Regions from separate parts of the Homo sapiens genome. Here region 1 is linked to region 2. Evidence: read pairs that join two places in POLR2A ChIA-PET (ENCODE). Cell type or tissue: MCF 10A. All regions are shown on one strand. Each heading gives the region's core, and the rest is flanking DNA. Links, peaks and the distances in the headings are about the cores only. Region 1 overlaps CP (ceruloplasmin). Region 2 overlaps TM4SF18-AS1 (TM4SF18 antisense RNA 1).

The links. Peaks named below come from ENCODE experiments on the same cell type or tissue, not always from the same donor. Only the 100,000 strongest peaks of a DNase experiment are listed, where the experiment ranks them.
Region 1: POLR2A ChIA-PET joins it to region 2 with 11 read pairs; 2 of 35 experiments call an interaction of 5 or more read pairs at or near these places.

Annotation. Positions count from the first base shown.
Region 1 is chr3:149,173,244-149,183,344 of GRCh38, reverse strand. CP (ceruloplasmin) reads left to right here. Exons shown (of 19, transcript NM_000096.4): 14 at 1,212-1,340; 15 at 3,683-3,789; 16 at 4,714-4,930; 17 at 5,366-5,505; 18 at 6,933-7,095; 19 at 9,615-10,101. The coding sequence ends at 9,631. It overlaps HPS3 (HPS3 biogenesis of lysosomal organelles complex 2 subunit 1), which reads right to left. Exons shown (of 17, transcript NM_032383.5): 17 at 9,613-10,101. Among named protein-coding and RNA genes, the nearest start is that of CP, 44 kb to the left of the region's middle. In MCF 10A, for the core only: no CTCF peak of the experiment used is centred there; a DNase peak (open chromatin) is centred at 3,114.
Region 2 is chr3:149,291,443-149,307,995 of GRCh38, reverse strand. All of the region lies in intron 1 of TM4SF18-AS1 (TM4SF18 antisense RNA 1), which reads right to left. Among named protein-coding and RNA genes, the nearest start is that of TM4SF18-AS1, 15 kb to the right of the region's middle. In MCF 10A, for the core only: no CTCF peak of the experiment used is centred there; DNase peaks (open chromatin) are centred at 7,665, 9,305 and 9,715.

The DNA of each region.
Region 1 (10,101 bases), core at 1-8,000, 120 kb after region 2:
AAATTTAAAAATTAGTTATCTAATGAAATAAGACTGATGTTTATTAAATAATATGACATAGTAAAATATTACTTATTTCTCTTGGAAACTATGTATTGTCCCGTATACTGATGAAATTATATATATTTTATCAAATTGATGCCTGTAGTTTTAGTGAAGTTCCCAGAAACTATTTTCTAATGAAATTCTGTTTTTTGACAGAGTCTCACTCTGTCGCCCAGGATGGTGTGTAGTGGTGTGATTTCAGCTCACTGCAACCTGCCGCTCCTGTGCTCAAGTGAGTCTCCCACCTTAGCCTCCCAAGTAGCTGGGACTACAGGGATGGGCCACCACGCCTGGCTAATTTTTGTATTTTTAGTAGAGATGAGGTTTCACCATGTTGGCCAGGCTGGTCTCAAACTCCTGGCCTCAAGTGATCCGCCCACCTCAGCCTTCCAAAGTGCTGGGATTACAGGCGTGAGGCACTACACCTGGCCCTAATAAAATTCTTAACCAATTTATCCCCATTATCCTACCCATTCCTCTCAAATTACAGCTATTTACTTTTAAAATTAAAATATAAATGATTAATTACAAGAAGAAATATACAAAAGGAAATTAATTACAACAGGAAATAAAAGAAAAAATGATACCACGCACAAAGCAGGGGCAAAGCTGCCTTCAATTTTTTAGGACTCACTTTAAGACAGAATGTCTAGAACTCGAGCAACACTGGTCTTGAGACATTTCTTTAAAACTATCAATTGCAGGGACCCCCACTCCCATCCCCACCCCACTGTGTTCCCATACTGTCAGCATTCCCCTGAGGCTTGGTTATCCTCAACCCCTAGACTAAGACACCAAGGCAAAATGGCATTGTTGCTGGAGCACAAAAATCCTACCAGACAAGAGACAAGCTAAGATTGGATAAAGGGTAGAAATGAGAGGGGTATAAATGACTCCTGGCCAGATATCCAACCCACCATGATTAGACCGGTACTCTGCAAAGGACTTTCAGGCCAAACCTCCCCTAGAACTCTTAAGAGATAAACAAATGGTCTCCATTTTTATTTCCAGTGTATTGATTCCAAATTCCCTGGGACGCAGTATAAATCCAAGAGTATTATACCACAAACCCATGGGGGAGAGAAACAAGTTATCTTTGCTGATCTTTGCTTTTATTACTAAGTTAGACCTTCTGATTGGACACTCTTCCTCTTCACTTTTGCCAGGTCCACAACTTCATGCAGATGTTGGAGACAAAGTCAAAATTATCTTTAAAAACATGGCCACAAGGCCCTACTCAATACATGCCCATGGGGTACAAACAGAGAGTTCTACAGTTACTCCAACATTACCAGGTACTCACGGGGGCGGGGGTGGGGGTGGTGCATTTTAACAGGCTGTACAGCCTTTCCACAGATTACTCTCATCATAGAGAGTCTGGACCAAGAAAGTGAAAAGGGAGGTAGTTGTGAAGAGGGGATGCAAGGAGGTGTCTGTGTGTATGCAAGTACATGCACATGCTTGTACTAAAAAAAAAAGTCCACAGGAGAGCTTAAGAGAAAAACCTGAAGGTAGTAGACATCTATGAATCCTCAAGCGTGAATCAGAGAGATGCTGTCTCCTCGCTCAGCTAGAACACAGCTCAAATGGCATCTACCACACCATATGTGGCTGGATGTTCCCATGCCTGTCTCTAGCACATGTGGTTCTAAGGGCCAGAGGCTGCCACTTGGAACTCTAAATTCCCCCTATCTAGTACAGTATCTGGCATATATTAGGAGATCATCAAATGTTTCTTTAATAAACATAGAGTAAAATCTTGAACAGATTATATACATAGGTGAGCATTTTCTTTAATAAGAACCATATTTTTCTTCTATTAGTTGTAAAGTTGGCTTCCAGGAAAATACTATTTCTCAATAACTTAGCAGGGTGTAGCAAGGGTGCTATTTTAGGTAGAGAGGTCAGGAGGGCTTCCTTGAGGAGGTGGCATTGCTGAAAACACCTAAAGTTTGAGAAGTAATGAAATTCAGGTAATTGTGCACGAATTGATTCTAGGCCCCGAAGACAGGAGCAATGCCTGGTGTGTGTGAGCAGCAGCAAGGCAGCCAGAGGCTAAAGAAAAGCACACAAGGGACAGAATGCTAGAGATGAGATCCAGGGAGAGCAGGGGCCAGATGGAGTAGGGAGGACCTCAGACTCGAGATTTAAGACTGATGTTCTGATGGACACCTTTTAAGGGGCTGTTGGTGATGTGTGGTTAAGTGACCCTAAGGGGGCAAGGACAGAATCTGGGGTCAGTTAAGGACCACTGCAATAATCTGGGTAAAATCATCATCATCATCATCATCATCGAGATTTGGAATATGGTGGAAGCGGCTGAAGTGGTGAGATGTTATCATATTCTGGTTCCATTTTAAAGGTGGTACTAAAAGGACCTGCTGGAAAATGGGCACTAGGGAGTGTTAGGGAAGAGAGGAGTCAAGCATGACCCCAAGGTTTTGGGCACTGACCACTGGTGGAAGAGCAGGTTGTAAAGGGGTGTGGAAAAGAGAAGAAAATGTTATTTTGCAGCTTATGAGAATAAGTAAAAGCAGAGATGGCCAGACAGTAATATGTGCAGGTGGTGAATCAATACTTTATATTCTAGTGAAATTTTCTGCTTAGAAAAAGGGTGAGGACATAGGAACAGCTCAGACTGAGGCTTGAAGAAAAAGTAAGACGTCTACCACATCACTTGAGACCATCTCTGTTGTCTTGCTTGATTCTCTAGTGAATGTCTGTTGGACTCTGGCAGGTTAGTGTGATAGCATGAATATGTAATGGTGTGGTCTAAATAAATGGGATGGAAAATGAGTGTGGCTGGGATTGGTGAGTGGGCATGGCCAAAAGTTGAGGCCTGTGAGCAGTTGCACAGGAAGCCCTGAGGTGAATGGAAACGCAGATCAGACTGGAGAAAAGCCTAGAGCACATGGGAAAAGGGTAAGAGCCTTGGCAAAGCAGGAGGGTGAAGCAACTGGTCGTCTTCAAAATGCCAAGGCCGAGGGTGTGGTTATGTCCTGTATGTGGGAGTAGTGACAAAACAGCACATGGTGTGATAGAATGAGATGGACTGGAGGGGGAGGTAAACATAACTGTGTCAAGTCGGTGACTCATGAGATCAAGAGGTCTAACGGCTCCTCGCCAGGAATCATGAGCTCACTAAGGATGATCATGAGAGAGGACAAGGAAAGGAAGCCAATGCTGAAGCTGAGGGAATTACACAAAATAGTCCAGATACACACATGCAGAGATTACGGGAAAGGTGCCAGCCACTGGGGAAAAATCACTTGGTATCTGAAGAGAAAAAAGTATATTAGGAAAACACACTTCAAGCTAAGAAGAGATTGGTTGCAAAGTTTTTTCAAATTGTAATATTGAAGTACACACCTCCTAGCTTTGTGGTATGGCAAGTGGGTTATAGCTAATTTAAAATTAACCCAAAAAATGACAAAATTTTGTCTTCCAGTTCATCTTAAAACTAAATTCCTGAAAACAATCTTGAGTACCACAATTTTTAAAAACTAATTACACTGACATTTCCAGTTCCTGGGTCCTAGTTATCAAGGCTGTGTGTGTGTGTGTGTGTGTGTGTGTGTGTGTGTGTGTACAATATAAACCAAATACAACCAGATCCATTAACACTTGATGAATTTAGGTGAAACTCTCACTTACGTATGGAAAATCCCAGAAAGATCTGGAGCTGGAACAGAGGATTCTGCTTGTATTCCATGGGCTTATTATTCAACTGTGGATCAAGTTAAGGTAAAATACAAATCATTTGTTTTGTGACACTTCCCAAAATAGACACACAATTGAAGGAAGACAAGGTTAGTGTTTTCCTGTGGTCCAATTCTACGTTAAAATCCTAGGAAAATAAACTGTTTGCAATCTACTTTAGCAACTATGCTGCTACCTATGACACACAAGACAAAAATCTAACATTTCCTAATATGATACAGCTCAAAGGCCTTTCAAGATATTTGGGAAGTTTAGATTTTTGTCTTGTGGGTCACAGGTAGCCACTGAAAAATTGACCAAGAATGGCAGTATATTTGCATTTCAGATCCTTCATTCTGGTGGAATGAAGGAAGGCTTGGAGGGGGAAGAGACTGGAGGTTGGGAGGCCGTTGTAATACGTGAGGCAAATTTCAAGGACCTCTACTGTAAGGAGGGAGAAAAGAAATGGAGTCGGTTATAGATAGGTGGGTGAAGTGCCTGAGTGAGCCGGGGGAAGTAGCTCCTTGATAATTCAGTGTTCTGGCTCAAACAAATGAGTAAATCTGGTATTTGTGGTCCTATTTATTATTACACATTTCATTCATCTATGGATTTTTAGGGACTGCCATAGCGCTTGGCTCACACTCAAGAGTTCATGAGTTTATGGAACAAACCAACACTGTTCATTTGGGATTCTTTTAAAATCACTGCTCATTAGCTGAGCTAATTTTTGCCTCTGCAGACATTTCTGTTATGTCAGCATCACCCACATGACCTACCTACTACTCACCATTGTTCCAATTTAACTACTTCAAGTGAAAAGTTACTAAATTGGCAGTACCACATTGGGCAAAGTCTGTTACTTCAATTGGTCTCTCCAAAATTCCTGAGGCCCTGGGTGCAAAGTCTCAGTTCTCTGAAATCCTGACCTAATTCACAAGGGTTACTGAAGATTTTTCTTGTTTCCAGGACCTCTACAGTGGATTAATTGGCCCCCTGATTGTTTGTCGAAGACCTTACTTGAAAGTATTCAATCCCAGAAGGAAACTGGAATTTGCCCTTCTGTTTCTAGTTTTTGATGAGAATGAATCTTGGTACTTAGATGACAACATCAAAACATACTCTGATCACCCCGAGAAAGTAAACAAAGATGATGAGGAATTCATAGAAAGCAATAAAATGCATGGTATGTCACATTATTCTAAAACAATTTTTCTACTTTTTTATCATTTTCTCTTTCAAATAAAATTATTTTGGAGACCATTCATTTGTTTTGTCTTAAAATAAACCACTTCTGCCTCACTTTGTATGTCAGGTAGAATCCTGTTCAAAACAAAAAGGGGACTATGTTCAAAATCATTTGCTAATTTATTTTCCAATTCCAAAATCTCATTTCCTTTGAAATAATCCAAAACTAAGATTAAGGCTTTTGGTGCAAAGTGCCTAGAAAAGCAATGTGATATTATTGACTTTAAAGTATCCATTTCTCTCATTTGTAGTAAAATAAGTCCTATTACATCAAAAAGATTCTTTACATTAACCTAATAATCATATTTTCTTTGAAATAGCTATTGGTTTAAAATATCCTGAAAAGTAACATAAAACCATATGCTTTCCCTAGCTATTAATGGAAGAATGTTTGGAAACCTACAAGGCCTCACAATGCACGTGGGAGATGAAGTCAACTGGTATCTGATGGGAATGGGCAATGAAATAGACTTACACACTGTACATTTTCACGGCCATAGCTTCCAATACAAGGTAAGAGCTATCCATGGCAATTACTCTTGCTCTGTTTGAAAATGTTTTAATACAAGTGAAGAAAATATTTTCTCAGAGAGACTTATGAAAAAAAGCTGCAAAGAGTACAGCCGGTGCTTCATATCCGTGGATTCCCCACCCAGGATTCAATCATGGATTGAAAATATTCAGGAAAAAATAATTCCACTAAGTTCCAAAAAGCAAAACTTGGATCTGCTGCACTGAGTACTATGTTGAATCCATGCAAATGAAATGATATGTAGGCACTGTATTAGGTATTATAATAATCTAGAGATGATTTAAAGTATATGGAAGGATGTGCATAAGTTAAATGGAAATATGCCATTTTATATAAGGGACTTGAGCATCCATGGATTTTGGTATGGGGGCATTCCTGAAACCAATCCTCCATAGATACTGAGGGATGCCTATATAAGGCACAGCAATTTCAATTGACACACTAGCCTTTGTTACACATTGAGCTCTTCCTAGGATTTGCATTTTTAACTGAATTTTCATGGAGTTCTGCTCAGATTCCTGATTAAGGCAACTGAGCGGAATTGCTAACAAAGAGGGTAGGAATGTTCACATAATGATGGATGAGAGTAGAGACCACAACAAGACTTTATTATAACCCTTGCCCTGCCTGTTCTAAGTTCTGTATCTTAAATGGCCCATGGTGAGCAAGATCAGTTAGGTGACAAGCAACTGGTCTGTACATCTCAATCTTACTTCTATTCTTTCTCAGTACTGATTTCAGCAGAAGCCAGTGGCCCTCCTGGAAATGCTTTTTCCTTATGCTTTGGGCTAATTTAGAAAAGGCAGAAGTTATCAAAAAGCATACTGCAGAAAGCCTGTTTTGTTACCTGCATTTTGTTTTACATAGATATATTGTATTCTTAGTGGGCTTTCAATTCTATCCTTGCAGAAATAGACTATTGTCACCCAACTACTGTTTCCAGCCGAGACTCCCTGAAGTGCCTCTGGTTTTTGTCGTTTTCATCAGCCTCCTTTTCTGCTTCCTTTATTATTTACCTTGACTTAAAGCTTCAGACAAGCTAGGACAGATTCAGGCAAAAGTGAGGCTAGGGCTGAAATGGGGCCACAGCTGAGTTCCTTTTGTGTAGCTTAAGTGCTATGACAAACAGGCAAACCAGAATCAAGGTACAGGAGGTTTGTAGGTAGTCCTGATTGATGAATTCATTCTCATCACATCTTTCTTTCACACCCACTTGATGTGGATACCAAAGACTTATTAGGAATACAAAAACCACATTTTACCATTTGTATTAAACACAGAAACGAGCTCGATTTTTTAAAAACAGATTTATCCATTTTTTCAATATCCCTGAGCTGAACATTAACAAATGACATGAGTGAACTCTCATATACAATATTATACATTATTTGTCATTTTTCTAATTAAGCACAGGGGAGTTTATAGTTCTGATGTCTTTGACATTTTCCCTGGAACATACCAAACCCTAGAAATGTTTCCAAGAACACCTGGAATTTGGTTACTCCACTGCCATGTGACCGACCACATTCATGCTGGAATGGAAACCACTTACACCGTTCTACAAAATGAAGGTGAATATCCAGGTAGTAATTCTAGAAGCCATATATAAAAGATATAACTAAAGGAACTACTTTGCCTAAATACTTCCCCCAATATGATGCATCAATATGAAGCATTTGTGAATCTGCTGCCCTGATTTCTTCCTTCTCTACCTCCAAACAGGATTTTTTTCCTGCTAAATGGTGAGGGATACTGCTCATTTCCTGACAGCCAGTACTTGTAACAGCACCAGTCATTTCTAAGTTAATACAAATGTGTAATTATACTTAAAGCTGATATAAGGGAGTAGTCATGTTATTTACCAAGAAACAAACCATTATTTACATAAGACACATTTAGAATCTAATTTCTTTCTTAACAAAAAACAATTTTTTTTCTAGGTGGCACCTCCATGTAAGAGAAGCCCAAGACAACCCCAAATAATATAATTTCAAATAGGCAGTGTCTTTTCTGTGCTTCCAAGGGGAAGGAGGAACCTTACCGATAATTGTTTGTGAAAGATCCAGGGAAGAAACAAAATTTAAATGCACTGCTCCCCAACCCCTGCAATAACCCTCCCCATGTGTAGGTACACACACACACACACACACACACACTTAAAATGGAGAAAAATGAACAGTTTTTTTGGTAAGATTCCTGCACTGTGGCTGCAGGCTTTGGTCTTTCCTGGGTCTTTCGAGTTGAGGATTGTTGTAATTAGAAATGGTAAATTCAAAGGGAGGAAATTATGTAAAGAAAACCAATCTATGTCTTTCCTCCCTAAAATGGGGAAAAAGGGAACATACAAATGAAGAAAATATAAATGTAAATATATTTGAAGATTTAAAAAGCCCTGAAAGGTTAACCTTTAGTGCAAATGGAAAGTTTTAATTTCTGCTCCTGGGTCTTACACAAACAACTTACATCATGAAAAACTATTTCCATTAATGCCCTTTTTATTAGAGCAGTCACTGATAACACTAGAATATCAAAGACTCTAACAGACAAGCCACTAAATTTAACGCCAATAACTTGAACAAAGTGAAGAGAGCCAAATATGAGAAAGAAAACTTTAGTCTTTAAATAACACTTGCAACCATGTGGTTACATGTGGTTGCATGTAAACCACACAAAAGGATGGTCTTGCTCAAAAAAATAATGGTGAGTAAGTAACATGGAGGCATTTGGGGAATTCATGTGTGCAAATGCCTGGCATGCAGAGTATGGCACTACAGGGTAACCCTACACACACAGCCACAGAGAAGATTCCTCCTGTGTAACAACCGTGAAAGAAGAGGGAGATTACTGCTTGGTTAAGAAAGGCGAGATAGTTTTTAAAGCTATAGTAAAAATTACAGAACAAATAGCAAATATGAAGTAAAAATCAACACTAGATAAAAAATTAAAGAGAAATTTGACTTTTGCAAAGAGAAAAGGTATTGCATGAGACTGAAAGCAGCAGACTGAATAAAAAAAGATAGTTTGAACTATCTTTGGCCCATAAAATCAGTGGCCATGTTTATCAGTCTGAATCATCTTTAAATAAGTCCAATAAAGCTTTGAGCAAGTTTACATTAATTATGAGTCTTAGAAAAGCCTGCTTAGCTTTAAATTTCTTACAGGCAGGGACTATATATTCTGTATTTCTAGCTAAGTACCCAAATCCAATACAATAGTTTGCTTACTGAATGTATAACAACATATTAATTCAATGAAGAGAAACTTTTGAAACTTTTTTGACATAATTTCAGATTCCCATATACCTTTCACCCAGATTCCCCAAATATTAATGATGTGCGTAGCCACATTGGCTTTCTCATTCTTTTCCCTATCTCCCTCTCATGCTCACCCTCTATATGTACACACACAGACGTGTATAGATACACATACAACTATCTTTCCTAAAAACAAGAATATTCTTGTACATGACCACAATACAATGATCGAAATTAGAAAAGCAACAATGATTTAAAAACTAGAGATCTTCAAATTTCGCTAATAATCCTAATCATGTTCTTTACAGAAAAAGAAAATCCCGGATCATGTACTGCATTGTTGCCATGTCTTTTAAGTCTCCTTTACTCTGAATAATTCCTTAATAAAGGGCACTTTGTAGAATGTCCTTCAATTTGAGTTTGTCTAATGTTTCCTTATGATTAGATTTAGGTTATGCACTTTTGGCAAGACTATCATGGCATGATGTTGTGTTTTTCTTAGTACACCATATCAGGAGGCACAAGATATTGATCAGTTCTATTACTGGTTATGTTAACTTCAAGCTTTGGTTAAGATGGTGTCTGCCAGGTGTCTCCATTGTAAAGTTATTCATTTTCCCTTTACAATTAATAAAGATCTTGTAGGGAAGAAAGTAATCTTTCTTTAAATAAAGCAGCAATAGAATGAGAGATTTTTAAACATATAAAAAGCAGAAAAATATAAATGAATCAGGAGTAAAGTAACATTAAAAATTGGAATACATTTAAAGAACCATCTACTAATTTCTAACCATATATTATTTTTAATAATGGTCTTAAAATTTCTTTTTCTATAGACACCAAATCTGGCTGAATGAAATAAATTGGTGATAAGTGGAAAAAAGAGAAAAACCAATGATTCATAACAATGTATGTGAAAGTGTAAAATAGAATGTTACTTTGGAATGACTATAAACATTAAAAGAAGACTGGAAGCATACAACTTTGTACATTTGTGGGGGAAAACTATTAATTTTTTGCAAATGGAAAGATCAACAGACTATATAATGATACATGACTGACACTTGTACACTAGGTAATAAAACTGATTCATACAGTCTAATGATATCACCGCTGTTAGGGTTTTATAAAACTGCATTTAAAAAAAGATCTATGACCAGATATTCTCCTGGGTGCTCCTCAAAGGAACACTATTAAGGTTCATTGAAATGTTTTCAATCATTGCCTTCCCATTGATCCTTCTAACATGCTGTTGACATCACACCTAATATTCAGAGGGAATGGGCAAGGTATGAGGGAAGGAAATAAAAAATAAAATAAATA
Region 2 (16,553 bases), core at 3,233-11,232:
CAGCAAGACACCATGGGCCTTGGGTGAGATTCTGAGATGTGCTGGCTTCAGGTGAGACCCAGCACATTCCCAGCTATGGTGGCTTAGAGGAAAGATCCATTCTGCTTGAGAAAAGCAGAAAGAAAACTAAAGGGAACTTTGTCTTGCATCTTAGGTACCAGCTCAATGACAGTAATGTAGAGCACCAAGCAGGCTCTTGGGGTCCCCAATTCTAGGCATTTCTGGACCTGCCCTGGGCCAGAGGGGAGCCCACTGTGTTGAAAGGTGAGAGCCAGGCCTGGCAGTGTTCACTATAAGTTGACAGAGGAGCCCTTGGGCTTTAAGTGAACATCATTAGTACCCTGGCAGTAGTCCCCAAGGGCTTGTGATGGTGGCGGCCATGGGGAGAAGCTCCTCTGCCTGTAGAAAGAGGAAGGAAGTGTGGAAAGGACTTTGTCTCAGTGTTTGAGTTCCAGCTTAGGTGCAACAGAAAAAGCACCAGGTAGATTTTTAAGGTTTTTAACTTGAGTTCCTGCCTCTCAGACAGGATCTCTGGACCAACCAAGGGCCTGGGGGAACTTGCTACTCTGAAGGGAAGGACACAAGCCTGGCTGGCTTCACCACCTGCTGACTGTAGAGCCCTAAGGGTCTTAAGTGAACACAGGCAGTAGCCCTAAAGGTCTTAAGTGGGCCTGGGGAGAGACCCAGTGCTGTGCTGGTTTCAGGTCTGACTCAGCACAGTCCCAGTATTGGTGGCCACAGGGGTCCTTGTGTCACCCCACCCCTAGCTCTAGGAAGCTCAGTACAGGGAGACATTCCATATGTTTGCGAGAAAGTAAGGGAAGAGACCAAGAGTCTCTGCTTTGTAATCAAGAGAATTTTTCCACATCTTATTCAAGACCACCAAGGCAGTTCCTCTACAAGTTTGCAAGAATTACAGCATTACGAAGCTTGGGGTGCTCCCTAATGCTGATACAGTTTAGATCACAACACCCAATACCTTCAAATACTTGAAAAGCTTTCCTAAGGACAGGTACAAACAAGCCCAGACTGCAAAAGACTACAATAAATATCTAACTCTGTAGAGCCCAGACACTGAAAAACATCCACAAACATCAAGTCTATTCAGGAAAACATGACCTAACCACATGATCTAAATAAGGCACCAGGGACCATTTCTGGAGAGACAGAGATATGTGAGCTTTCAGACAGAGAATTCAAAATATCTGTGTTGGGGAAACTCAAAAAAATTCAAGATAACACAGAGAATAAATTCAGAATTATATCAGATAAATTTAATAAAGAAATTGAAATAAATTTTTTGAGACAGGGTCTTACTCTGTCACCCAGGTTGAAGTGCAGTGGCATGATCTCAGTTCCCTGAAGCCTTGGCCTCCAGGGTTCAAGCAATTCTTGTGCCTCAGCTTCCCAAGTAGCTGAGACTACAGGAATGCATCACCATGTCCAGCTAATTTTTGTATTTTTTTGGTAGAGACCGAGTTTCATCATGTTGACCAGGCTGGTCTTGAACTCCTGACCTCAAGTGATCTGCCCGCCTTGGCCTCCCAAAGTGCTGGGATTACAGGCACGAGCCACTGCACCTGGCCAACAAAGAGATTGAAACAATTTAAAAGAATCAAGCGGAAATTCTGGAGTTGAAAAATGAAATTGACATACTGAAGGATGCATCAGAGTCTCTCACCAGCAGAATTCATCAAGCAGAAGAGAGAATTAGTCAGCTTGATGGTGGGCTATTTGAAAATACATGGTCAGGGGAGACAAACGAAAAAAGAATAAAAAAGAATAAAGCACATCTACAAGATCTAGGATATAGCCTCAAAAGAACAAATCTGAGAGTTACTGGCCTGAAAGGCCAATAAAGAGAAAGAGATAGGGGTAGAAAATTTATCTGAAAGGATAGTAACAGAGACCCTCCCATGCCTAGAGAAAGATATCAATATTTAAGTACAAGAAGGTTATAGAACACTAAGCAGATTTAATCTATAGAAGACTATCTCAGTGCATTCAATAATCAAACTCCGAAAGGTCAAGGATAAAGAAAGTATCCTAAAAGCAGCAAGAGAAAAGAAACAAATAACATACAATGGAGCTCCAATACATCTGGCAGCAGACTTTTCAGTGGAAATCTTATCAGAGAGAGTGGCATGACATATTTAAAGTACTGAAGAAAAACTTTTACCCTAGAATAGCATATCTGGTGAAAATATCCTTCAAACATGAATTAGAAATAGACTTTCCCAGACAAACAAAACTTGAGTGATTTCATCAACACTAGACCCTTTCCTATAAGAAATACTAAAGGGAGTTCTTCAATCTGAAAGAAAGGAACATTAATAGCAATAAGCAATAGTCTTAAGGTACAAAACTCTTAGGTAATATTAAGTACACAGAAAGACACAGAATATTACAACACTGTAATTGTAGCGCGTAAACTACTCTTAAGTAGAATGACTAAAAGATGAACCACTCAAAAATAATAATGACTACAACCTTTCAAGACATAAACAGCACAATAAGACATAAAGATAAACAACAAAAAGTGAAAAAGTGGGGAGATGAAGTTAAAGCAATAGGGTTTTTATTATTTTTCTTTTTGTTTGTTTGTTTATGCAATCAGTGTTAAGTTGTTGTCAGTTTAAAATAATGGGTTATAAGATAGCATTTGCAGGCCTTGTGGTAACCTCAAATCAAAAAAATACATGACAGATACACACAAAATAAAAAGCAAAAAATCAAATCACACCATCAGAGAAAATCACCTTCACAGAAGACAGGAAGCAAGGAAGGAAGGAAAGAAATGAAAGAATACCACAAAACAACCAGAAAACAAATAATAAAATGACAGGAGTAAGTCCTTACTTATCAAATAAAATTGAATATTAATGGACTAAACTCTCCAATCAAAAGACAGAGTGGCTGAATGGATACAAAAACAAGACCCCATGATCTGTTTTCTATAAGAAACACACTTCACCTATAAAGACACACATAGATTGAAAATAAAGAGATGGAAAGAGGTATTCCATGCCAATGAAACGAAAAAAGAGGAGGAGCAGCTATACTTATATTGGACAAAGTACATTTCAAGTCAAAAACTATAAGAGACAAAGAAGGTCATTATATAATAATAAAAAGGTCAATTAAACAAGATGATATAACAACTGTAAATATATAGACACCCAACTTTGGAGTATTTATATACCCAGATATATTTATACACCCAGATATATAAAGCAACATATAAAGCTAAAGAGAGAGAGATAGGCCCCAATAAAATAATAGCTAGGGATTTCAGCACCCCACTTTCAGCTTTGGACAGGTCTTCTAGGGAAAAAAATCAACCAAGAAACATTGGGCTTAATCTGCACTATAGACCAAATGGATCCAACAGACATTTATAGAACATTTCATCCAACAGCTACAGAATATACATTCTTCTCAGCAAATGGATCATTCTCAGGGATAGACCATATATTAGGCCGCAAAACAAGTTGTAAAACATTCAAAAAATTGGAATAATATAAGGCATCTTCTCTGACCACAGTGGAATAAAACTAGAAATCAACAACAAGAAGAATCTTGGAAACTATACAAATACATAGAAATTAAATAATATGCTCCTGAATGACCAGTGAGTCAATAAAGAAATTAAGAAGGAAATTAAAAAGTTTCTTGAAACAAATGATAAAGGAAACAGAACATACCAAAACCTATTGGATATAGCAAAAGCAGTACTAAGAAGGAAGTTCATAGCCATAAGAGTCTACATCAAAAACAAGAAAAGCTTCGAGTAAATAACATAATGATGCCTCTTAACTAGAAAAACAAGAGCAAACCAAATCCAAAATTAGTAGAATCAAAGAAATAAGATCAGAGCAGAAATAAAAGAAATTGAAATGAAGAAAACAGTACAAAAAATCAACAAAACAAAAACTTGGTTTTTTGAAAAGATAAACAAAATTGACAAACGTTTAGCCAAACTAACTAAGAAAAAAGAGAGAAGCCCCAAATAAATAAAATCAGGGATGAAAAAGGGAGACATTACAACCAATACCACAGAAACTCAAAAGACCATTAGTGGCTACTATGAGCAACTATAAGCCAATAAATTGGAAAATCTAGAAGAAATGGATAAATTTCTAGACACACACAATTGCCCCCAAGATTGAATCATGAAGAAATCCAAAACCTGAACAGACCAATAACAAATAATAAGACCAAAGCCATAATAAAATGTTTCCCAGCAGAGAAGCCTGGGACCTGATGACTTCACTGCTGAATTCTATCAAACATTTAAAGAAAAATTAATACCAATCCTACTCAAACTATTCCAAAAAAATAGAGGAGGAGAGAACACTTCCAAACTCATTTTACAAGGCTCTGATACCCAAACTAGACAAAGGCATCATAAAAATAAAACTACAGGCCAATATCCCTGAAGAATACTGATGCAAAAATCCCCAACAAAATGCTAGCAAACCGAATTCAACAGCACATTATTATAACAAGATCATTCATCATGACCAAGTGGATATCCTGGGATGGAAGGATGGTTCAACACATGCAAATCAATCAATGTAATACACAATATCAACAGAAAGAAGGACAAAAACCAAATGATCATTTTAATTGACAATGAAAAAGCATTTGATAAAATTCAACATCCCTTCATGATATTAGGTTGGTGCAAAAGTAATTGCAGTTTTTGCCATTACTTTTAATTGTGAAACCTCAATTATTTTTGCACCAACCCAACATAAAAAAAATGGGTATAGCAGGAACATACCTCAACATAATAAAAGCCATATACAACAGACCTACAGCTAGTATTATACTGAATGGGGAAAAACTGAAAGCCTTTCCTCTAAGACCTGAAACACAAGTATGCCCACTTTCACCACTGTTATTCAGCATAGTACTGAAAATCCTAGCTAGAGCCATCAGGCAAGAGAAAGAAATAAAAGAAATAAAACATATATGAATTGGAAAGGAAGAAGTCAAATTATTCTGTTTTCAGATGATATAATTTTATATTTGTAAAAACCTAAAAACTCTACAAAAAAACTATTAGAACTGATAAGCAAATTCAGTAAAGTTACATTTCTATATGCCAACAATGAACAATCTAAAAAAGAAATCAAGCCATTTACAATAGCTACAAATAAAATAAAATACCTAGAAATTAATTTAACCAAAGATATGAAAGAGCTATACAATGAGAACTATAAAACATGTATGTAAGAAATTAAAGAGAACACCAAAAAATGGAAAGATATTCCACATTCACGGACTGGAAAACTAATATTGTTAAAATGTTCATACTGCCCAAAGCAATCTACAGATTCAGTGTAATCCCTATCAAAATACCAATGACATTCTTCACAGACATAGAAAAAAAAAAACAAACTTAAAATTTATAAATCACTAAAGACTCAGAATAGCCAGAACTATCCTGAGCACAAAAGAACAAAACTGGAGGAATCACATTACCTGACTTCAAATTATACTACAGAGCTGTAGTAACTAAAATAGCATGGTACAAGCATAAAAACAGACACATAGACCAATGGAACAGAACAGAGAACCCAGAAACAAAATGATACATCTACAGTGAACTCAGTTTCAACAAAAGTACCAAGAACATACATTGGGGAAAGGACAGTCTCTTCAATAAATGATGCTGGGAAAACTGGATATGCATATGCAGAAGAGTGAAACTAGAATGATATCTCTCACCATATACAAAAATAAAATAAAAGTGGATTAAAGATTTAAATCTAAGAACTAAAATTATGAAACTACTAAAAAATATTGGGGGAAACTCTCCCCCCAGAATATTGGACTGGGCAAAGATTTCTTGTGTAATATTCCACAAGCACAGGCAACCAAAGCAAAAATGGGCAAGTGGGATCACATCAAGTTAAAAACCTGCTGCATAACAAAGGAAACAATCAACAAGGTGAAAAGACAACCCACAGCATGGGAGAAAACATTTGAAAAGTACCCATTTGACAGAGATTAATAACCAGAATATATAAGGAGTTCAAACAACTCTATAGGAAAAAATCTAATAATCTAATGTTTTAAATGGCCAAAAGGTCTGAACAGACATTTCTCAAAAGAAGAGATACAAATTGCAAACAGGTATATAAAAAGATGCTCAACATCATTGATCATCAGAGAAACATAAATCAAAACTACAGTGAGATATCATCTCATTCCAGTTAAAATGGTTTTTATTCAAAAGACAGGCAATAACAGATGATGGCAAGGATGTGGAGTAAAGGGAATCCTCATACACGGTTGGTGGGAATGTAAATTAGTACAAGCACTATGGAGAACCGTTTGGAGGGTCCTCAAAAACTAAAATAGAGTCACCATATGATCCAGCAAACCCACTTCTAGGTATATACCCAAAAGAAAGGAAATCAGTATATCGAAGAGATACCTACAGCATTGTTCACAATAGCCAGGACTTGGAACCAACCTAAGTGTCCATAAACAAACAAATGGATAAAGAAAATGTTACATATATTTTTAAAAAGAATGAGATCCTGTCATTTGCAACAACATGGATGGAACTGGAGGCCATCATGTTAAGTGAATTAAGCCAGGCACAGAAAGACAAACTGTACATGTTCTCACTTATCTGTGGGAGCTAAAAAGTGAAACAATTGAATTCACAGGGATAGAGGGCAGACGGATGGTTACCAGAAGCTGGGAAAGGTATTGGGGCAGGGGTAGTGGAGAGCAAGTGGGGATTGTTAATAGGTACAAAAAATGGTTAGAAAGAATGAATAAGACCTACTATTTGATAGCACAACAGGGTGACTATAGTCAGTAATAATTTAATTGTACATGTTAAAATAATGAAAAGAGTACAACTGGATTGTTTATAACACAAAAGATAAATGCTTGAGGTAATGGATACCTCATTTACCCTAATGTGATTATTATGCATTGCATACTTGTGTCAAAATATCTCATGTACCCCACAAATATATACACCTACTATGTACCCACAAAAACTAAAAATAAATTTTTAAAAATTCCTTCTGTAAAAGTACAAAACAGCTCTTATTACAGTATGACATGTTTTTAGCATCATGATATTGGAAGTCCACTTCCAAGAAGAAAAACTACGTTTTTCAGATGAATTACCCTGTCAGCTGAAGAATCACAAGGTTCATACATTTGGAAAGGACAGCTTTATTTCTCACAAAAGGCTGCAACCTGCAGGGTGGCCATTCTGACACGCTGGGAAGTGTAACCTCTGGCCAGAAGCCAGAAACAGGCACTTCAAGGTAGTGCTGAAAGAAACGGGAATTTATGCTGAGCAGAGTGGCTGAAAATACCTTTTTATTAGGCTGTAGGAGGAGTCATGAATATTTATTAAAGGAGAAACATGTGCTTCACAATTGAGCTTTATGCCTCTTCATGAATTCCCTGTACAAAAAATTGTGGCATTAGCATGATCTGAGAGTGGAGTTTTCAGCCCCCTAATGTCAAAAGATGAAGGGGAGGACACAAATGCCCTGGCTGTGCACCCTGCATAGATTGGCCAGAACCACTTCATGGTTGTTGGTCTCTTATCAGGAAGGGATTTATGGTTTAACTGGTGAGCTGTCATGTTGAAACTGCAATGTGGGAAAGGGAGTCCTGTGGCAGCCTCAGAGGACTGGCTAAAGTTGACAAAGTAATGAGTCATCCATTTCTCATTTTCCAGAGCTGGTTTCTGCTTACTTACGCCTTAGGAAAGAATTCTGGTTAAAGGTTAGAAGGAATGGGGCATACTGAGGCATGTTCGACCTGCTAGCCCATCATGGCCAGGAACTCAGTTTCTAAGGTTTCTCTGGAGTCCCCTGGGCCAAGAGATGGTGTGTTCAGTCAGTTGGAGAAGCTTAGGACTTTATTTTTATTTCTCAACCCATATTAAAGAATTGATTCTATTAACCTCAAAAGTCAAATACTCATACATAAAGTCCTTGAAAAGGCTCATTCAGAATCACATGCTTATGCGTAAATTTCTCTGATTAAGGCTTCTTTGTTTAAAGAGCCAACATTCAAGGAAAAAGTTTTAAAACTATTCCATAATTTTTACAATTTTCTTAGTTGTCAGATTTGTATCTGCATTGTCTTCTATGATTTTTACTATAAATATAATTACATGAGAATGGAGTGTTTCTTAGAAGTGACCACTTATGATATTAGTCTCCATTTAAACATTTCTTCCCATGTGATACAAATATATTTCCATATTTATTGTGTCAGTATATTTGTTACTCTCATGAAGCAAACAGAATGCCAATTAAATGCAAATAGCAGGATTTAAGTGATTAGATGTGATGAGGAACTACTTAAATCACACATAAAGATTTGACAAATAAGAATCTAGTAAATGTTTGAAGAAAAGCAAAGGGGGTAATGATAGGTTATGTGTCTCAAAAGAATGGTTTGAATAGCATAGATTAAGAGATGCCCTTCGAAAAAGTGAAGTGCCCTCTAATATTTAGGCAAAATAACCCTATTTGTGAAGGTACTGCAAAAATCAACAGTGAAATAAAGGACTTGATATTGTGCCCCTCTTACAGCTTTGTCAACAAAAATCGTAACATTCAAATCCAAACACTTGATTTATTCCTGGTTCATTCTAAGATTTGGTAAAGACTTACAAATGTAATCAAATTTGTTTTAAATATTGGTTTGAGCCACAATAAGTGCCATTTTTAATAAATTTTACACAGTAGGGTTTAACATAATATAAGATAAAATAAGCTTATTTTCTTGATTGGTTTCATTTCTCATGATAAAATCCTAATACAATATTTTGGTTTGTTTCCAGTTTCCAATGGATTCATTTTAAATGGATATTTTTTAGTAGCAATTATCCTTGGCTATTTTGTCTACATTTGGGTTTACAAAGGCATTGGGAAGGCAAAAATGAAATCTACCAACCACTTGCAACATTGCTTCAATGGAGAAAAGTTATTGTGAGGTCCAAACGATGAATTGCAAGTAAATTTTTGCAGTCAGCCTATATTTTATTTTTTAGCTAACAGTATGCTAAAAAGTTGTGATTATGACATACTGTAAATGTTTTCAGTAGAAGCACACTCAGCACTTTGAGAGGCCAAGGCAGGAGGTTCACTTGAGGTGAGGAGTTCTCGACCAGCCTGGGCGACACAGCAAGACCTTGTCTCTATAAAAAAAATTTGAAAAGTTAACCGGGTGTGGTGGTGCATGTTTGTATTCTCAGCTACTTGGGAGGCTGAGGTGGGAGGATTGCTTGAACCCAGGAGTTCAAGGCTGCAATGAGTCATGATCGCACCACTGCACTCTCGCCTAAGTGACAGAGTAAAACTAACACTGTCTCAAAGAAAGAAAGAAACACACCAGAATGTGAATTTTCAAGTCAGTGTAGGTGTTCTCAAAGTCATCAGCCTCAGAGGTTATATAGACATTTTAACAATAGGGGCATAGTCCCTAACAGTTGTTGGGTCTCCTCTGGAATTGCCCTGGAAAATTCTGTGGCTATAATTCCTTCTACTCTTTTTTTTTTTTTTTTTTTTGGCAGAGTCATACTCTGTCACCCAGGCTGGAGTGCAGTGGTGCAATCTCAGCTCATTGCAACCTCTGCCTCCTGGGTTTAAGCAATTCTCGTGCCTCAGCCTTCCGAGGTAGCTGGGATTACAGGCATGTGGCACCATGCCCGGCTACTTTTTGTAATTTCAGTAGAGACTGGTTTTCACCATGTTGGCCAGGCTGGTCGCAAACTCCTGGCCTTAAGCCATCTGCCTGTCTCAGCCTCCCAAAGTGCTGGGATTACAGGCGTGAGCCACTGCACCGTTTTTTACTGTCATTTGAGTTGGCAAATATTCATCCACTGAAGGTGGGGGTTGGTTTTAATAAGTAAACAGGTAAATAAGTAAATAAGCTGGGCAATACATATGAGAGTGTAGAAAAGCATAAATACTACTCATATTTTACTTGTGGCTGCACCATGATTGCAGACCCTCTGTACTCATTATACTGGCCCCCTTTTTAATATATATTGGCCATATATATAGCCAATAGCAATTGGCCAAAAGGCTAGGGGCACAGGAAGTCTCAAATATTTGCTGAATGTTGAATACATGAATGATCTGATTCCCTCTTTAGAACCATCATTCACATATATAGTGAAGTAGGAATAGCTCATAGTTAGGGAACAAAGAAAGTAAAACATAGTTTTTTTTCCCAATACAATTTCTTTTATCCATCCTGCCACTTTATTCCATCCCAGTATTTTTTGCTTGTTGAATATCTCTAAGCTGTGCCAGATTCCCCTGGTCTCTTTCCCACAGAAGTCCTGATCTACTCCTAACTGCAGGAGTTGGGGCTTTGTCTAGTTTTGATTAACCAGTCTGTTTAAAATTGTTCTGTTTTCTTTGAAGAATAAAATGACTGTTTGCTTATCCTTAAGAATACTAGGACCATGGATAGGCGGAAATGGTTGTAATTTTATCATCATGCCAAAGGGAAAAAAAAAGTTTTCTCATACATACTTGTGTCATTTGCATTTGGAAAAAGGAGTGGAACATTGTGAAGGATCTACAATGTGAGGTCCACAGAACAACTAGTTCCTAGTTCAATCAGGTCATTATCTGGTAATTTTGTCTGCAATTTATTGGTGAAGTGGGTAAAATGGTGAAACAGAGTGATATATTATGTGTGGATCTGAAAGGATCTCTAAAAATAATCTGGCACAACAACTTGTAATAAAGGAGAAAATGCCTGCGGTGCAGAAAGGATAATCCTCTTTACCACACAGCACGTTAGTTAAGGACATGGCTTTGGAACCAAAGCATGGCTCTTCCTCTAACCAGCTATGTGACCCTGGATAGGAATCTTACATTTCTTCTGCTTTAGTTGCCTTGCACTTGGGGTTGTAAGAATTGAATTGTCAACTAATGAATGATGAGGTTCAAAAATTTGGAAAGGAGAGCTTTATTTCTCATAAAGAGTTGCAGCTGGCAGGGTGGCCATTCTGATAGGCCAGAAGCCAGCAACCAACACTTTGAGGGTCAGAAGAATAAGACAGGGATTGATGCTGAATGGGGTGGCCAAGCATAAGTATTCAATAAACTATAGGAGAAGTCATGAGTATTTATGAAAGGAGAAACATATACTTGAGCTTCTTGTTTCTCCATGGGACCGATGTTCAAAAACTGGTGGCATTAGCATGATCTGAGGGTAAAGTTTTCAGCTCTGTGACATCAAAAGGTGAAGCAGAGAACACAAAAACCCTCAGTGCATCATCCCTAGATGGGCAAGAACCACTCCATAGTTGGTTGTCTCTTATCAGGAAGGAAGGCTGGTCGGTTGTGTCAAAACCACTAAACGGAGGGACAGCGTCAGGCAGTTGGTTGAAAGCAGTGATGGTCTTTGGAAAAGGCTGGTGTCTGCTTATCCTTTAGGAAAGAAAACTTAATGGCAGTGAGCCAGGGAGGGATTATAATGAGGCATTACAGACCTCACATCCTATCATTGCCCAGAACTCAGCTTCCAAGGTTTCTCTGGGGTCCCCTTGGCCAAGGTGGGGGTCAGTTCTGTTGGTTGGGGGGCTGAGAATTTTACTTTCATTTCTCAAAATGAATTAAGCTCAATAAGCACTTAACATATAGAAAGTGCCTTCAAAATGGTATCATTTATTATTAGTATCATTATTGTTGCTGCTCTTATTTTCCTAGGTCACATAGCCAGTTTCAAGGTATCTCACAATACTTATATTCAACAAATATTTATTAGGCACCTACTTGTTCCAAACACTGTTCTGTGCACTGGGGATATATTAACAAACAAAAACAACAGATTCCTGCCCTTGGAGAGCTTCCATTTTAGTAAGGAGAGACAGATCAATTATAAACCTGATAACTAAGAGAAATTTTCAGTAAATCAGAAGATGACTATCACAATGGAGAAAAGGATAACTATGAGGGTGGAGAGACAGGAAACTAAACACTGGGGACCCTGAGTGAGGGGTAGGGCAGAGAATACAAAATAGAGTAGACTTCATTGAGAGGGTGACATTTGAGTTAAATGTAGACCTGAAGAAGGGGAAGTAGGTAGTCATGAAGATATTTGAGGGAAGAGGATTCTAGGCAAGAGAAAGAGTTAGTGCAAGGGCCTTAAGGTGTAAACATGACTGGTATGCACAAGGAGCAGCAGGAAGGAAAGACTAGCTGGAGTAATGTGAGCAAGAGAGAGGAGTAGGAGATAAGAGAAAACACATAATGGGAGGTGAGATCCCTAAGGAGCTTTGAAAGCTGTAGAAAGAACTATAGCTTTTATTCTGTATGAAATAGAAATAGAGTTTCCTGATCCCCCTCGCAGATGTGTGACAGGAGTGTGGCTCACCTGTTCAGTCGCCACTGCTGCTCAAACCCTTGAGGGGAGGCAGAGCACACAGACAGACAAGTGCAGGAGGCCAAGTGGGCATGTGTTACAGTGTGCCCTTTTAGCACTGCCATCTGCAGATGGTTTCAGTGTTAGCTGGCTCAATGGACCCTTTGCCTTTTTGCAAGGGCAGAGGGCCAGCATGACAGCTTTCTGTTTCCCAAGTTCTTGCCCAGCGTCCTGGAACTATCAGGTCACATATGGGCTTGAAGGATGAATGTGGGGTTTTATTCAGTGGTGGAGGTGGCTCTCACCAGGATGGCTGGGGAGCTGGAAAGGGGATGGAGTGGGAAATTATCTTCCCCTGAAGTTTGGCCGCCCAGCAGCTGAACTCCTCTCTGACTGCCCCCAGCCGAACTCCTCCTGGCATTCAAACGTTCCTCTTCTCTCTTTTTCTGCTGCATCATTCTGCCATTCATCTGCTTGTCTCGTCTCCTTGTCTACTCATCTGCTTCTGGAGCCTGGGGTTCAGGGTTTATATGGGTACAGAATAGGGAGCCATGGCGGGCCAAAAGGCAACTTTTTGGGCACAAAAACAGAAATGCCTGTTCCCACTTAGGGCCACAGGTCTCCAGGCTTGAGGGTGAGGCCTTTGCCAGGGAACTGCCCTCTTCCTGTCTCCTGTCCATATCATCCCCACTCTGAAGAGGCACATCTAACTGCCATTAGAATATGGACCATGACCAATCTTAGCTACTTCCTGCTGACAGGGGGTGTTGTTTGGGGAAAAAGGCAGTCAGATTTCTCCCAGAGGTCTAAGGGTCCCCAGCAAAAGGGAGCCATTGTCTGATGCTCCAGTTGCCTGACCATTTGGAGTTTGATGACCTCTAGATGAGAGAGAGAAAAAAACAAGTTTTATAAGGTTAAGTGTGCATGGATTAAACATGTGTATTATACAAGGAAAGAATCTAGTGCCAAAGATTACAGAAATAAGAAGTAAGATATACTATTTATTCTGAAAACACTATTGTGCCCCATAGTATGGAACAGAACAAGGGTAAGAACAGCAGGCATAGACAAGACTGTAAGGAGGATATCCATGGAAGGTTAGTTATTGCCATTTATCTTTTGTGATTTTTAGCTTGAGGCCCCCGATCTCTTCACATTGGTACTTTGAGTGCCCTCCTGGGTCAACAGAGGTGACTCCACTGGCTTCCCAGGCCTTTACTCGGGTGCAATGAATCCAAGAGTCTATTCCAGTGACCTTCACTGCCGTAGGAGTAGAAAGAAGTACAATGTAGAGTCCCTCCTAACCTGGGCCTATAGAAGGAGAAAGGGACGGAAGTACCTTTACTAGCACTAGGTCCCCTGGGTTGCATAGAGGTGGCCCTGGTACACAGAACTGGGCCTCCGACAGTTGTTTCAGTTCCTATTGGAAATGGACCAAATATATTATGTGCCTAATTAAATCAGAGGTTACTTGGTCTAACAAGAAATCATTGGTGAGAAAAGACCAACCATACATCATTTCAAAGGGACTGAAACTTAGCTTTGAAGGAGTATTTCTAATACTTAACAGGGGCTATGGGGAAAAGGGTAGGCCAGGGGAGATGAGTCTCCTGAGACAGTTTCCCGAGGTACCTTTTGATAATATCATTTGTCTTTTCTATCTTTCCTGAGGATTGTGGTCTCCAGGCACAATGAAGATGGTACTGTATACCTAGTGCTTTTGAGACCCCCCTGAGTGACAGCTGCCTTGAATGAGGGGCTATCATTGCTCTGGAGGTATTTAGGAAGTCCAAAACAAGGAATTATCTCACTGATCAGTAATTTTATTACCTCAGAGGCTTTCTTTGTCTGACATGGAAATGTTTCTACCCAGTTAGTGAAAGTATCTATTCATAATAGGAGGTACTGCATGTACCTTTCCTTTGGCATATGGGTGAATCCATTTGCCAGTTTTCCCCTGGGTAGCCTCCTATCCTTTGGGTTCCTGGGAGAATAAGCTGTCAATTAAGGGGATTGTTTTCAAGGCAGGTCTTGCAAGTATTAATGACCTGTTGAACCATTTGTATCAGGTTTTTACCTGAGAATAATCTCTGGGCCAGTTGATAGGTTTTATCCTTACCTAGGTGGAAGGCCTGGTGAAGGCTTTTAAGAACTTTCCATGGGTTGGCAGCTGGTGGATGAAGCTTACTATCCTCTGATTATAGCCATCCTGAGGACTGCAGGATGTATCCCTAAGAGGTGGCCCATTCTATTTCCACAAGAGAATATTGAGGTTTTATTTCTATCACGGGGCACTCCCAGATCAGTGGGACTTCAAATGGGTCAGAGACCTGGGGCCCACTTGCTGCTGATTAAACTGCTTGGTCTGCCAGCCTATTTCCCTCAACTATTTCATCTGTCCCTCTTTGGCAGTCTTTACAATGTATTATTGCCACTTCCTGTGGGAGGAAAACTGAGGATAATAGTCTATTAATTTTCTGATTATATTTAATAGGAGACCCATTAGCTATGAGGAAGTTCCTCTTTCCAGATAGTGGTATGGGCATCGAGGACCAGGAAAGCATACTTAGAATCAATATAAAAGTTAACGTTTTTCCTTTGCTTAATTCGAGCACCCTCGTGAGGGTGATTAGTTCAACTAGCTGACCATTTGTGCCCAAGGAGAGAGGTGCACTCTCAACAACATCATTCAGAGTAACTATTGCATACCCTGCTCTGTGAGTTCCTTTTTCTACAAAAAAAACTTCCGTCCATAAACGGAATCCAGTCTGGGTTATCTAAGGGGGTTTCCTTGAGGTTCTCTCTGGCTGCATAGGTTTGTACTACTATTTGCTAGCAGTCATGTTCAAGTTCCCTGGATTCCTCTTGGAGGAAGGTGGCTGGATTTAGGGACAGGTTCTTAATTAGAAGGACTGCAGAACTTTCTAATAACAGAGCTTGGTATCTGAGGAGGTGGTTTTCTGTTAGCCAGAGACTCCCCTTAGAAGACAGTAGTCCTGCCACATTATGTGGGATATAAACGGTTAAGTTATTCCCCGTGGTTAACTTATTAGCCTCTGGTACCAGCAAGGCTATTGCTGTGAATGCCCAGAGTCAGGCTAGCCATCATGTGGCTACCAAATCAAGCTCCTTACTCAGGTAGCCTACATGCTGCTGGGCTGAACTCCAGGTCTGTGTTAGAACTCCCAGTGCCATTACTTTTCTCTGATACATAAAGCTTAAATGTTTTCCCTATGGGGAGACTTAGGGCTGGTGCCTTAAGCAAGGCTTGTTTTAGTTGGTCAAAGGCCTTTTTAGCCTCTGGTTCCCAAATTAGACAGTGAGATTTAGCTGTCTGAGTCTCCTTTATTAGGTGAAATAGGGACAAGCTATTTCACTGTACCCAGGTATCCATGGTCTGCAGAATCCTGTAATGTGTAAGAATTCCCTCAGTTTCTTGAGGGTTTTAGGGAAGGGAAAGGAGGAGATGGGCTTAATCCTCTCTTTGTCCAATGCCCTGGCCCTCTCTGACAAAGCCAGACCTAGGTATTTCACTGAAGTCTGAGATACCTGAGCATTAGATTTTGAAACCTTATATCCTCTGTTAGTCAGAAAGTTAAGAAGGGCCTTACTGCCCTCCTAAGAGATTTCCTCAGTTGGAGCGCAGAGAAGGTCATCCATGTATTGTAAAACTTTAACCTGAGGATAAAGGAATTCAGAGAGGTCTCTCAATAATGCCTGGCCAAACAAGGTGGGGCTGTCTCGGAACCCCTGAGGTAACAGTGTTCTGGGTGGTTTGGTTAGAGGGATCCTTAAATGCAAACAAACACTAGGAGTCAGTGTGTAAAGGTGTGCAGAAGAAGGTATCCTTTAGTTCCAGAACTGTGAACCATTTAGTCCCCTCAGGTATTTGAATTAGTGGGGTATATGGATTGGTAACCACTGGATGTATTGGAACCACAGCCTCATTAACAAGGTGGAGGTCCTGAACTAGTCTTCATCCTTGTTGGGTTTTTGTACCCCCAATATTGGGGTATTACAAGAGCTGTTGCAGGGTTTGAGGAGGCTCTACATCTTCAAGTCATCAATGATGGCTTCTAGTCCTTTCCTAACTTCTGGTTTCAGGGAATATTGTTTCTGGTTAGGAAAGGAGGTGGGATCTTTAAGATGAACCCAGACCAATATGTCAG